Regions from separate parts of the Homo sapiens genome. Here region 1 is linked to region 2. Evidence: chromatin contacts called from ENCODE Hi-C data. All regions are on one chromosome and are shown on one strand. Each heading gives the region's core, a stretch centred on a gene start or an enhancer-like site at or near the end of the contact. The rest is flanking DNA. Distances are from core to core; before and after follow the strand shown.

Region 1 (6,333 bases), core at 2,638-5,137, 81 kb after region 2:
GGCTCATGCCCTTTAAGGACCCAGGCTTGGGCCTAACATGCTCTTTACCTGCTTCCTTCATGCTGGCTGTGATGCAGACATGGTAGAGAGCCATCTTGTGCCATGTGGAAGAGGGCAACATTCCAGGGATGGCAGACCAACAAGAGAAAGGGAGCTTGGGCCACAGTGACTATGGGGGCAGAGGGGCTATTTTGGTTCACAAATTTGCATGAGGGTAAAATAAACATCAATCTTATTTAAGTCATTTTGGTTTTAGGGTTTTCACCACAAATAGCTGAATGTCTGAAGTTTAATTCACCCAGGAGTCCATAAAAATAGAAAGAGAGGTTGCCATTCAGCAGCTTCTGCTTCCTGCCTGGCAGTACCCAACTCTCCTGAGGACTGGAGGGGCACCAGGTTCAGGGCCTAGTATGAGAGAGGGAGAGGAAAACATGGACTTTCTGTCTCAGTGGATCATGCTGTCCAAATTGTTGTAGTCCATCCCTCCAGGAGGCTGTGGGTTTCTAGTGAGACCCTGATGCCCAGAAGGCACATTTTGTCACACCCTAGACATCAGAGATGTGTGACAGGTCCAGATTTGGTTTCACTTTGGTTCATGGAGAGGCTTGATCTTTTCTTTGTGCTAGCAGCCCAGTTGCTGTCTGTCTTCTCAGCTTCTGCCTGGTCTCTGACTCAGTCTGCCATTTCCTCAGGGCATGGCATCCCACGTACATTGCTGATGATCACCCAGCCACCATGTGAGGTTCAATGCCTGAGGACTATTCTTGCCACTGGACAGATGAGCAAACCAAAGCCCAGATAATCTATCTTGCTTGTGTAATCTCTTAATAGTCTAACTTCTTTAACTGGCTGTGGGCTCCGGGGAGGCAGGGATCATGTCTGGTGTGTTTGCTGTTGTAGCCTCAGTGCCCACCTCAGTGCCTACTTTGGGGCTGGCATTCAATGAAGGTTGATTCTCTTAATAAAAAGAATCCTTGTTACCGGTTTTTTTTTTTTTTTTTTTTTTTTTTTTTCCCAGAACTCAAGCAGAATTGTGGTTCTCAGCCTGGTGTACTTTCAAGTGCAAGAATTACTGGAAGCACATTGGAGATTTTGCCCCCCTCCTCCCCCAGGGGACTTGGGGCAATGTTCACTTGGGGCAATGACACTTTCAATTGTCAAAACTGGGAAACAGGTGCTACTGGCATCTAGTAGTTAGAGGCCAAGAATGCTGCTAAACATCCTATAATGTACAGGATAGCCTCCTACAACAAAGGGAACTATGACAAAAATTATCCATTCCAAACATGAGTGGTGTAGAGGTTGAGAAACACTGGTATTAATAGAATTTGCAGCCTCTGGGGATGGAGAGTCCCTGCAAAAGTTGCAGTAGCAGAGGCAGCAGCAGGCTCTTCTGTGGCCAGAACCAGCCCTTTTCCTTCCTAAGGGGGTTTCTGCAAAGCTCAGATCACAGACAGGCCTTGCTGGGGCAATCTTTCTTAATGGGCTGTGGCTGACTTAGCTCCTGCTTCACGAAGTGTGTTGTAAGTCCTCCTGACTTACTTAAAGCTGGTAGAAACGTTGTTGGCATGACATGCCTGCATGGCCATGTGAAAGATGCATCAAAAGGTAAAAAAACAAAACAACCCCACCCCCCTGAAAACTACCTTCTCTTTGGCTTAATAATTTCTTTTCCAGGAATAAAGCCAAAGTAAATAATTGAAGAAATACATAGCAATTTATCTTGGGGATATTCAGGGCAATGTTGTTTATAGTAGCAGTAAGTCAGTAGGGAATGCTACATTGTGATACACTCATATAATGTGCATTGAGGGTTGCATTTAGCTTCAAGAAACCAAGAATGTGACCAAAGGGGCTTTAACAGATGGATTAATTTATTGCAATAAGAAGTCCAGAAATAGATCATTTCAGGCTGATGCAGCAGCCCAAGAATATCATTAAGAACCCAGACTCCATCTAATTTTGTACTTTCATTCTTAAGGTTACAAGATGGCTTCCTCTGAAGGTATGACTTTAGCATGATGGAGGGGAGGAAAGAGGAAAAGGGCAAAAAGGCATGAGTCTATCCATTTTTATGAACTTTACCTGAAGACACACCCAGTGATATCTGCTTTCAGCTATCGGCCGCAACTGTTCCAGGGCTACTCCTAACTGCAAAGGAGTCTGGGAAAGTAAGAATTTTTGGCTTTCCAGATTCTTTAATAAGAAAGTTAGAGGAGTAGGAAGGAGGTCATAAAACCAAATGCTGTCAAGTAGTCAATTTGTTGTATCTGCCACAACAAAGTAGACTTTAGAAATTGTTTGGTAACATGAAAATTTTCAGGCAATGTAAAGTTTGGCCAAAAAAAAAAAAAGATTCAAAAGCATAGCCACAATATTATTTTAATTTTCAAAACAAAATGATATTTTTACATTTGTTACAGAAAAAATCTGGGAGAAAACCTACTTGTGAGGGTGACTCTGGGATTTTTAAGTTCTTTCTCTCTCCCTCTACTTTTTAACATGACCTTTTAAAATAAGTTTTGTTTTTCAAACCCCAAACTGGCTAATCTTTACCAAAACACTGAAGGCCAGACCCCTTCCTAGACTCAGGGCTTCCTAGATGCTGTGCTTTGATGTGGTGGCCCAGGGCACCATCATTCCCCAGAGCTAGGGCTGATCTGGGGGTATAGCAGTCCCCACCGCCTTGTTCCTTAGGCTGCTCCTGAGAGCTGTCTCGTGGAACTTCACTCCTGTGCCTGTTTCAGTAGGACTGATGTGCTCCTACCAAGGGATCTCACACTAAGCTGTTATCAGTCACTCTACCAAGTGGGAGTGAGATTCCTGTGTCAAAAGTAGAGACCTTTGACCCTGGAAGTAGAGAGTAAGCTGAGGCAGAATCTCCAAGGCAGATAAAGAAATTTAATGACTGGAAATGAGGAAAGCAAGCAGGTGACGGGTTGTCCTTCTGGCCTTGTCTGGGGTTGCCTTGACCTAAATGAATGGAGGGAGTGGTAGGCAGGGGCGGTGGGTGGGTACCATCTCCAGGGTTGGGAGGCCTGGGTCTGTCACCTCACCTCTCTGATCCTTAGTATAATAGCAGACAAATCGGTCACCTTCATTGAGCACATCTACATGTTAAGTTCTCAGCACTCATTGAATACTCCCAGCACCCCCATGAAGAGGGTGCTCTTATGATTACGATGTCACAGATAAACTTCATGAGGCAGCAGAAAATGGCTGCCCTGAGGTTTGCTGCCTGTGTTCAGGCTCTTCCCTCATGAGCAGTATGACTTGGAAAGTTATCTAAGTGCTCTGTGCCTCAGTCTCCTCTCTAAAATGGAGATAATAATAGAGTCTACATTATGGGATTGTTATGAGGAATAGTTGAATTAATGCGTGTAAAAAGCCCAGCACTGGGTCTGGCAAATCAAGTCAATAAAATGTCAAGTTCTATGAATATTAGAATTTTGTGCAGATCAAAAGAAATAAAGTACATCAAATGACAGATACATAGAATGTGTACAATAAATGTGTCTACCTCATATGCCTCGCACCTGCTTCGTTCACTCCTGTGATAGATAGATGAGGAACTAAGGCCTGGAGAATAAAAAGGGATTTTCCAAGGTCACACAGTGAGAGTGGGGCAAATCTAGGTTCTAAAAACGAGTTTCCTGCCTTCTAGCAAAGAGCAGGATACACACAGCAAACTTCCCTGGGAAACTTAAAACAGGGAAAAATGGAAGTTGGCAAAGCACCTGGGGACAGGGGTCCTGTGCCACCCCAGGGTAGGAAATGAGCCTCAGGAAAGACTGAGAAGTCACCTGACACCACACCACATGGACCTCCTGTTTCTGTCCGCAGGGAGGGGCCACATGAGGCCTCCCCTCAACACCCCCTCAGCCTCAGGTAGCCCTTCCCTGGGGTCAGACTGGGTATGCCTGAGCCATCTCAGACCTGGTCTCTCCTGGAACGAAAGGAATGCTCCTTGCTGTACTTGGGTTCCCTGAATAGTCACTGACTTTCGTTCTCCACATCCTGCTTTCTCAGGCTCAGCCCGGGCTGGCTGTCATGTGTCAGCTTGGATGACAGACAGCTCCAGAGCCCCACCACCTGGCCTTTCTCAGTAGCCTGGCCAGGAAACCAGATGTAAGGTGAAATTCAGCAGCCACTGACATCAAAGGCACCAAACTGATGTCACAGCTCCTGGGCCACTGGGGATCATTTGTTGACAGGATGACTTTGTAGGGAGACAACTCTGGGAAAGCCTGGTCTTCCCCCAGCCCCAGTCCCTGTCCTCACCCAGGGCTGATGGCCACAATATCAACTTTCTCTTGGAGGGCATGCAGCTACATGGTGTGTGGTTTCAGGACTGCTACACACAGTACACCGTGCAGAGTTGCTGGGCAGTCCCTGAGGTTAGCTAGGCCAGGCCCAAGATGCTTCTGGGTTGGTGAATGGCAATAAATGTGGTGTGAGACTGTTTTGAGCATTTTGTAAAGCTGATTAGAAAGCCAATGCTTTGCCAAAATGAGGAGTACCAGGTTATCTAAGACAGTTTGGCATTTGGCTGAAATTGCACCAATTCTATGTGGTCCCAGAGGTTAGCCCATCCTAGTCAACAGTACTGATTGGCTTTGATGACATTAGAATTCCTAAAATATAGGGGATAAAATAAGAGAAGTCCTTTATGGTGAGAAGGTGGTGACCCCCAGATTGCATCATCCCTGAGATTCTTTCTGCTTCTGAGATTCTAGTACTGAAATTGATTCTGAGTTCTGGGTGTTCAACCTGAGGTATACACAGGAGAGTGTAGGGTACTAGACAATCAAGAGGTTAACCTGCCTTACCTGCCTGTGATATTATCTACACCTGGAGATGTTTGGTTGAAAATCAGTAGATAATTTAAAACGTTATTTTTCTATGAAAACTTAATCCAAACTCTGCTTTCAATTGTTTGGACACCTTGTCATCCTTTTTGAATGCACTGGCCCTTTATCCTTTCTCTAACCCCTTCAGAATTACCCTGAAGAAAACATCTAGCTAATTCATATTAGACTTAACCCAATGGAAAGAATTTCATTGGTAGAATTTCAGGCTCCTAGAACAAGGTGGGTGCAGACTAAGGGCGGTGGGGTGGTGGTCACCTCTAGCTGGGGAGAAGGTTGGATGTCCCTGGTAGGCCTTGGGGTGGGGGGAATTCTGGATGTTTGCTGATCCCCCATCCGGTGCTCTGAGGCTCAACCTTCCTCTTCTCTTAGGTGGTGAAAGGGAGATTCATTTTCCTAAGGGGGCTTTGGGGCCTGGTCAGTGTTCTCTATAAGGGTCCCCAGGAATTCTTCCACTCAGGCTGGACTCAGTCATCTGCCAAAGGCCAGGAGAGTTGGCTGGGTTCAGGCCCAGAGTTGCATCAACCCCGTCATACCTCTCTGATCTAGCTACTGACTGTCCCTGTGTCCCTCATGGAGGGCAGGTCTCTCTTGGAAGGCAAGAGAGACAGAGGAAGGGCACTAGACCTGCTGCAGGGAGCTTGGGCAGGACTGACAGGGGACTCTTCATGCTTGTCTTCAAGGCTTTTCAGCATCGGGCTCTTTTCTGAGAGACAGAATGGCAGGTAGGCAGATGAGGAGCACTGGGGGCTGCCAAGGCCCTCCCCAGCTCTGCCATGCTGTACATCCACAATCTAAGGGCTGGGAACCTGAAGGCAGTTCTTGTAAAAGGAAAATGTGGAGTCTTCTCAGGGGCAGAGGGGCACTGTAGTTTAGAATACAAGTCCAAGCCTTTCCTGCTTGGCAAGGGCTGTCTAGTGTATCTTACATCCTTCCATCTAAGACAGTTTTGCATTTGGCTGAAATTGCCCCAATTCTACATGGTCTGCATTTTTTTCTGGAAACCCTATAGGGAGAAGAATGAGAGAACAGGGAGTAGAAAAGAGAGAGTGGGTGAGAGTGGCTGCCACCAGAACAGGAAGGGCTTGGACTTGTGTTGATGCTGTTTGCCAGCCCAGAGAGCACAACCTAGGTGTGCTGGCCAATGGCTGGAGCCTGGAGACTTGAGAAAATATTAATATCTGACTAAGGAATGGGCTCTTTCTTCTCCCACTCCTAAGTCATGCTTCTGCCCCAGAACTCTGCCTATGGGCCTCAGACAGGGCACTGAGGTGTATCCCAGCCTTCTCTACAGCCCTAGCCATAGCCAATGGGAGCTGACAAGCAGCCTAAAAACACACAGCAGCCTGACGCCCCACTAATCTCCGCATCATCTGTGGGTGAATGTTTCCAACAGAGGTGGAGGAGATGATAAAAGGAGCAGTGTTTCTGCATGCAGCACTTCTATTGAAGCATGTTTGCATGG
Region 2 (6,892 bases), core at 2,451-4,950:
TGGACCATGGGTGGGCAGTGGGGAGATTTCTCCTGCAGACAAAAACCCAGCATGCTGGCTTCCCCCTGCCCAGCACAGAGCTGAGCCATACTCATGGGTCAGGAGGAAGAACCACTCACAGGGGCATGCACACTGTAAGGTCCCCTGGACTGGGGCTGCTGTCTTGGGGGTGGATGGGGTGGGTGGTTTGGTGGAATATCCCTCTGGATCAGCAGAGCAGCAAATGCATTCCTAGGGAGCCCCACTCTATTAATGGGATGTCCAAAGGAGACTCCTGGGTGTTGGCATGACCCGCAGCCCTTTCTTCTTCCCAGAGAGAGTTAACAGTACATAGGATTTCTAGACCAGGAATGTCTTCTTTCCAGAATGTTCTCAAGCCTTTCCTGTCAGTAACTGTTCATCTAGTAGAGTTCCTGCAGGAACCTGCAGGCTCTGGTTACACCCTTGTGGGAACTGGCTGGGTCCTCCAGGTAGAAAGGGAGGCGCTGAGGAGTGGGGAGAAGCTTTAGTCGTGGCATCTCTATGGAGCAAGGAGCCCTGCAGTCTGGCTGCCTAGACCAGCCCAGTTTCTTTGGTTCTCTGAGCCCAGTGAAGACAGGCCTGGTCACACAGATGGCATGTCTTTGACCAAAGGCTTGATTGTGTCCTCATCTGGCAGAGACCAGCACAGCCCACCAGTCATCTCGTCATCTGTTTCTACCTCTGTGAGCTCAACTCACGGAGAAAGGGTATGGTAGCATGGGGAACCCTGGAACACATAGAAGGGAGACATCTAGTGCAACCCAGGGGTTCAGGGAAGGACATTTGAGGAGACATCAGGATAGTACCTGGTGAAGTTGTGTGTGTCTAAGTGTCTATGTGTCCTTTGCAGAGGTCCCAAATTAAGACAGAATATGGCCCAGTCAAGGCCCTGCAAGTGTTCAGTGTGATTGGAACCTTGAGTCGTGGATGGAGGCAGTGGGAGGCAGCACAGAGAGGCAGGTTCTTAGCCTCGCAGGTTACAGGCCAGGCTTGTGAGCAAGACTAAGGAGTTCAGACTCCATCCTATGGACAGCAATGGGGCAGCTTTAAGTTTTTGAGAGCTGACAATATGGAATGGAGGGAGTGAGGCTGGGGGCTGGGGCCATGAGGAGGCTGTGGTCGTTACCCGGGTGACTGAAAGGAGGACTGTGGCCATGGAGGTCAGGTGGAGGGTGCAGAACTGGATGCCACTGACAGGATGTATTGGTTGGATGATTGAATGTGCAGCATGATGAGGAGTGAGGGGCCAAGCATGATGGAGGCCAGGTCTCTAGCTTGGGGGCTACTTTAATGGAAAGGCCACCACCTTCTTCAAAGGTGTTGGGCTCCCCTTTTCTGAGGCTCCCATCCAGTTCCCATGAGCCCCCTTACTGTAATAGCCCATCACATGAACTTGAACTTGGCTAGGATTGCCCAGTGCCATTGTCAGTTTCTTGGCACACAGCCCCAAGGTCAGCCTGAGATTGGGGGCCTGGCCCAGGGATGAGTGGGTGGGAATGTGGTGATGGGCAAGTTCAGCTGAGGCTGCATAACTCTGCCAGGGCACTGGGGCCGGAGACTGGATGCCCTTTGCAGGGGCTCAGACCTCTTCCTTGACTCCTGGTTCTGGTGCCCCAGGGGTTGTTGCATCTCCCAGAAGGGGGCTGACCTGGCTGTTCTCAGAGATATTTTCTAAACTGCTACCTTGTGGCTGCAGTCTAAAGGTTGGCAGTTACATGTCAGAAAAATCTGCATGGAGTGCCTACTATGTGCTTGGCCCTGTGCTGGGTTCTGAGTGAGAGAGGGAGATGCAACACCTGTGAAGTGTATAGGGAAACCAAGCTGTGAGGCAGGATACACTAGGAGACCAACTGCTGACACCCAGTGCTCAGAAGTGTATTTGGTAGCAGCTTAGGAAAGGGGAAAGGCAGTGTGGACCAGAGTTAAGGAGGTCTCAGGTAGGAGGAGCAGCTTAAGTCTTGTCCAATGCTCATATAAAGTAAGGGAAAGGGAGGTGTTGTCCAGGATGGGGGAATGGTGAAAGAAAGGCAGGGTCCAGGAGTGAGCAATGAGAAGAGTGGCTACATGTGTGTGTTTAAATTGCACAGGTCTGGCATTGCTTCTTTATATGTTCTCTAAAGTCTACAATGTACAAATTATGCATTTCTGGTTCTAATGGGGTGGAGGGACAACTGGGTACATTTTCCCTTTTGCATCATGAGTTGAGGCAGACAGCTTGGTTTTGCATGGGCAGTGGGTACAGCTTATCTCACTGTGCCACAGATGAGAGCAGGGTTGGAGAGTGCAAAGCACTCCTTGGCCCAGCCGGTGGGAGCTGCTCAGTGCTCCACCCTAGGCTCTGTTTTCATCAGGGCTTCATAACCCACTCTGTCCCCAAGGCCTCTCAGTCTAGGCCAGGCCTGTAGCATGTCACCATGGCAACCTTCTGGAATCTCAGCATGGTTAGAGGCACAGTGAAGTCATTAGATGACCAGTCATGAAAATCGACACCAGGGAACTAGTTTCCAACACCAAGTTCGTGGGTGGGGCATTGGGGTACACAGTGTACAACCTAGATGGCTGTGGTCAGCACTTCTGTCATCAGGCAGGAGCGAGTGGACATCTGGCTGAGGGGCGGGGGGCTCGCTCAGCCCATAGTAGTGGCAGGCAGAAGGATAGCAAGGAGAGTTCTGTGTCATTTCCGAGATGGGGGAAGGTCTGGCCTGGGCCTGACGGAGTGGATGGCTCAGCCAGCTGACAGTTGTGTTGGGTCAGATGTGGCAGTGTTTCCCCTGCTGTTTCCTGAGGCCCATCTTGGCCTCTCCTGACCACATCCTGCCCCTGCAGTATACAGTATAGTGGCCCACAGCATGGGCTGGGGTAGCTTGGCTGGCCCATGGGGGCTTGCCTTAGGAGGGCAGCCAGGGGAAGGGCTGTGGGATATCCAACTTGTGTGCTAGGTATGCTAGGTAACTTGATTCCTACACGTGAGGGTTTTTCCATTTGTCAAATTGGTTTTTCCTTCTGGTTGCACAGTACAGATAAGCCTGGCTCAACTGTCAGTGGGCCACCAAGCTGCCCTCCTTCCTTGGATGGCTGCCTCTGCGTTCTTCTGAGTTTCACCTGCCCAGTCTGTTTTCCTCACTTGGGCTGGAGTCATCTTCCCAAACCTGCACCTGGAGAGTGAGCTCCTTAACTCTGCAGCTGGAGACCTGGTCTTGCCCACAGCTCCCACCTCATCACCTCAGCCTGTGCTCCTCCCATCCCATTGTTTGGAAACTTCTCCTCTCACCCCTCTGTCTCCTCTTCCAGGAGGCTCTCCCTGATCTTGCCTCTGTGCTTCCCAAAACATCAGTGCCACTCATTTCTCATTGCCCTGGTCAGGCGGTGCAATATCACCTGCCCTGATCAGGTGATAGACTTGCCTGTCTATCACCTCTTTTCAGAGTGAGCTCTTTCAGCAAGTAAGCCCTATGCTTAGGGGGAGTTTTCTGAACCAAACCCATTGTGAACGGGACCCAGGAGGGATGGGGAAAACCCTCTGTGGCTGGTGATTGCTGAGCAGCCTGAGGAAAGGACTTTTGCTTCTCCAGAGACTCCTGGGCAGACCATGCCACTGAAGAGCCAGTAGAGTCAAAACTCACACTGAAGTTGGAAGGCAGATGATAACACTATTAAGCTTCCACACAGAATGCTTACCGTGTGCCAGCACTGTTTCGCAATGTTTGCACATCTTATCTCTAACCGTCACAGGGCTCTGGAAGGTTGGTAGTATCATAAACATTCCTCCGATGAAGAAACTGAGGTTCGGAGAGGTTAGTTGACTTGCCCAAGTTCCCACAGCTGGTAACAGTTGGAGCAGGGATTAGAATCCATGTTGGTGTCATCTCAAAGCCCATTTCTTTCCATCACTTCACCCTGGTTCTTTGTGAGCCTGGCCTGTGGGAACAGACCTTCTCCAGAAAGGTCCACTGAAGCCTGAAGAGCATGTGCTGTTTGTTTCTTACCCAGCATTCTGTCAGGGTCCCTGGCACGAGCATCTGAAAACTTATGTAAACTCTTAAGGGCATGAGCCCTGACATCAGGGCCCAGCTCCTTCTCTGTTAGTGTTTCCTAATTGATACTATCCCAGTGATTGCTTTAGAAATTGACTTTGATGAAAAAGCTTTTAATTACATAATAAATTACTCTCAGAGGAACAGGCCGTTGTGTCATGGCTCTGCCACGTGTGGGGCAGGGAGCTGGCTGAAGGGAGTGTTTGGGATGAGTTGACATGCATCCTCCCACAGCATGCCTCTGCATTTTTCCGTGGTGACTACAAGATGGATTTTGGGACTTGAATGGCCCACCGGGATAACACACAAGTATATGGGCCACAGGGAAATATCTGCACCATTTTGCTCCTAGTGGACCAGAGAAAGCTGAATGTGAAAGAAGCCTTGTTTTGAAATGTGTTTTCAAAATAAAGGGTTTCATAACAATCACGATTGCAGAAATAACTGCTGATGGGAATAACTTCCTGGAAAGCAGAGGCCTCCATGACAGTTGGGATTTAAAAGGCTAGACCATGTTACAAAACAGGTTTACCTAATTGAAACTCAGCATTGCTGTTCACACACACACACGCACACGCACCCCTCTCTTAGGCTGAGGCTTTATTGTTAGCCTCTGATGCCCTTTCATTGGTAGCCTCTGATACTCTGCCAAGGACCACTGGGCCTTTGTTTCAAGGTTTAGGGCAACATAGGGTGCTGAAGTGGACTTTCCATTCTCCTTCTGCCTCCATGTCCCTGGTCTAAACAAAGTGGCTGGAGGTAGCTGCTTGTGTATTGGTTGCCTTGAGATTAACTGTATGTCTCTGCCTCCTGGCCACAACTGATTGGATCAGGCATTGAGGCCCAGCCAAAGGCAGCCCCTCAAAGGCCAGCGAGATGGGCTGTTGCAGGATGCTGTTTAATAGAAACTCAGTGTTTGGTATTGTGGTTAATGGGCCCGATCAGATCCTCTCCTCTGTGGTACCTAAGAGAGATAGTTGAGAGCAGGCAGGCAGATAAAAGGCAGAAATCAAGAGTTTTAGAAGCAATGGGATAACAGGATAGTAGGGACTATTGAGAGGGCAGCTGATAGCAACCAGAGGAGACAGAGGAACACCAGGTCATGAGAATGTCAGAACCATGGGAAAACAGTGGCCTCCTGAAGGTAACTCTTGTTGTTTATGGGGCCTGGCTGAGCACCTACATGCAGCCTTACAATAAACATTCATCCTCTTTGGGTCGAGTTTGATTGGTGACTTTATGTAGAATCTAAAACAGTTGATCTCGTAGAAGCAGAAAGTAGAATAGTGGTTACTAGTGTCTGGAAAAGGGAGGAGAAAGAGGGAGGGGGAGAGGTTGGTTTAGAAAGCCAGAATACGAAATCCTTCCCCAAAACCCCACACATCCCTGGAGAGCCTCTGAACCTGTTTAGCTCCTTGCTTCCTAATGGAACCTACCCAGCCAAGGGCCCGCACACATTCTTGCCTCTGTTGGGCACCAGAGACAAGGAAAGAGAAGATTCTGCCGAGGGGAATTGCCAGCCTTGGCACAGTCTCCCTGCCCCCCTTCAATGGGCTTTTGGGTTAGGGAGGGTGGCTTTGAGACCATCTGCTTCTCTGTCAGAGGAAGTAGGGGGAGGTACTCTGCCGAGGCTGGAGACTCTTGGCAGCCCCAGGAGACCTGGTTTCCAGACCAGAAGAGTTTTCCACAGAGGTGGAAGGACACGGTTCTGCTTTGGATTTGGAAAGGGTCTTGCTGCATTTTTCCAATGTTGGTTCAACGAAACTCAAAACTGTTTTTCCTAACGCTTTCTTCCCTTCGTATTTAAGCCACTCTGTATGCGTGGAGAAAGGCAGTACATGTGCTTTTGATTCCTTTACTCTGAAATCATCACCCTTTCTCTCTTGAGAAATCCTGTGTCTCAGAAACCTTCGGAGACATTTAAGCCCTCTCACCCCCTCTTTAAACCAGGACTCTGCATGCTGCTGAAAGCAAATGAATGTGGAGGGTTTCAAACAAGACAAAAGGCATTCCTCCCTGCCCAATCCCAGTGCAGTCAAGGCCAACCTAGGCAGCAGCCACCTTCTCAGGAAACAAGGCCTTGGAGAAATCAGTGCCTGTGTGAAGATGGTGTCGGCTGAAAAGAAGAGCAATGGCGTCAAGTACTAAATGATTATCAAGGGTCAACTTCTGTATCTGTATCAGCTGCAACACACTGTCTTTAATACCCCCAGCCCAGGAGCTCGTGCCTTACATGCTGGGCCCACATTCTGCCCCAAGCAGAAGCTGCAGGGACCTCAGTGTCCACCCTTCCTGCCTCATGTCTCAAGGCAGCAGCTCCTCTCTGGTAACCTGATGGTGATGTGGCCAGGGTGCCGAGATGGGACAGCAAAGATGATGGGCTCTGCACACCAACTCCAGGAAACTCATTCTGGGCCAGCTCTATGCAAAGGGAAAAGCATGTTGCATTCACCTAGGCCAAGAAACAGTGTTGTAGGTTAAGGGCATGGACTGCTTGAGTTCAGTGCCAGCTATGCCACTTACCAGCTGTGGGACCTTGGGCAAGTTGCCTTTGTGCCTATGCTTCCACTTTCCTTTTCCCTCCACCATGAAGATGGGTTAAGAGTCTCAAGGTTGTGGTGACTGTAGATATATGAGTGTGCATTTGCTATGCTTTACCTGTCTGGCATCTAGCAAACATTCTTCACATGTTTGCTGTTATCAAGATTGTTGTATATGTGAATGAAATGATACGATGTCTCAGATTTGCTTTAAAATAATAGGGAGGTTGGGGAAGTGGGTTGGGGTACAGACGAAACAGGAGTAGGTGTGAGTTGATAATGTTGAAGTTGAGTGAT

The links. Hi-C counts contacts between places; a loop is a spot of excess contacts on that map. Pooled maps may share reads with other maps.
Region 1: a loop to region 2 is called in a map of heart left ventricle, with 2.0 times the contacts of the local background. The contact joins two enhancer-like sites. A Hi-C loop is called at or near these places in 19 of 168 maps with a recorded cell type or tissue (Caco-2, Calu3, DLD1 and 16 more), 28 of 37 single-sample maps with no recorded cell type and 20 of 50 pooled maps.

The regions. Positions count from the first base shown.
Region 1 is chr3:139,198,447-139,204,779 of GRCh38, forward strand. No RefSeq gene overlaps it. Among named protein-coding and RNA genes, the nearest start is that of PISRT1, 32 kb to the right of the region's middle. RefSeq lists an enhancer at 1,295-1,344. Within about 2 kb of position 3,888, at least 2 of the 41 ENCODE cell types and tissues checked have a DNase peak (open chromatin) inside an H3K27ac peak, as active enhancers do; they include HCT116, where a contact is called at or near this core.
Region 2 is chr3:139,117,976-139,124,867 of GRCh38, forward strand. It overlaps BPESC1 (blepharophimosis, epicanthus inversus and ptosis candidate 1), which reads left to right. Exons shown (of 3, transcript NR_026783.3): 3 at 6,006-6,892. Among named protein-coding and RNA genes, the nearest start is that of BPESC1, 17 kb to the left of the region's middle. Within about 2 kb of position 3,701, at least 6 of the 41 ENCODE cell types and tissues checked have a DNase peak (open chromatin) inside an H3K27ac peak, as active enhancers do; they include HCT116, where a contact is called at or near this core.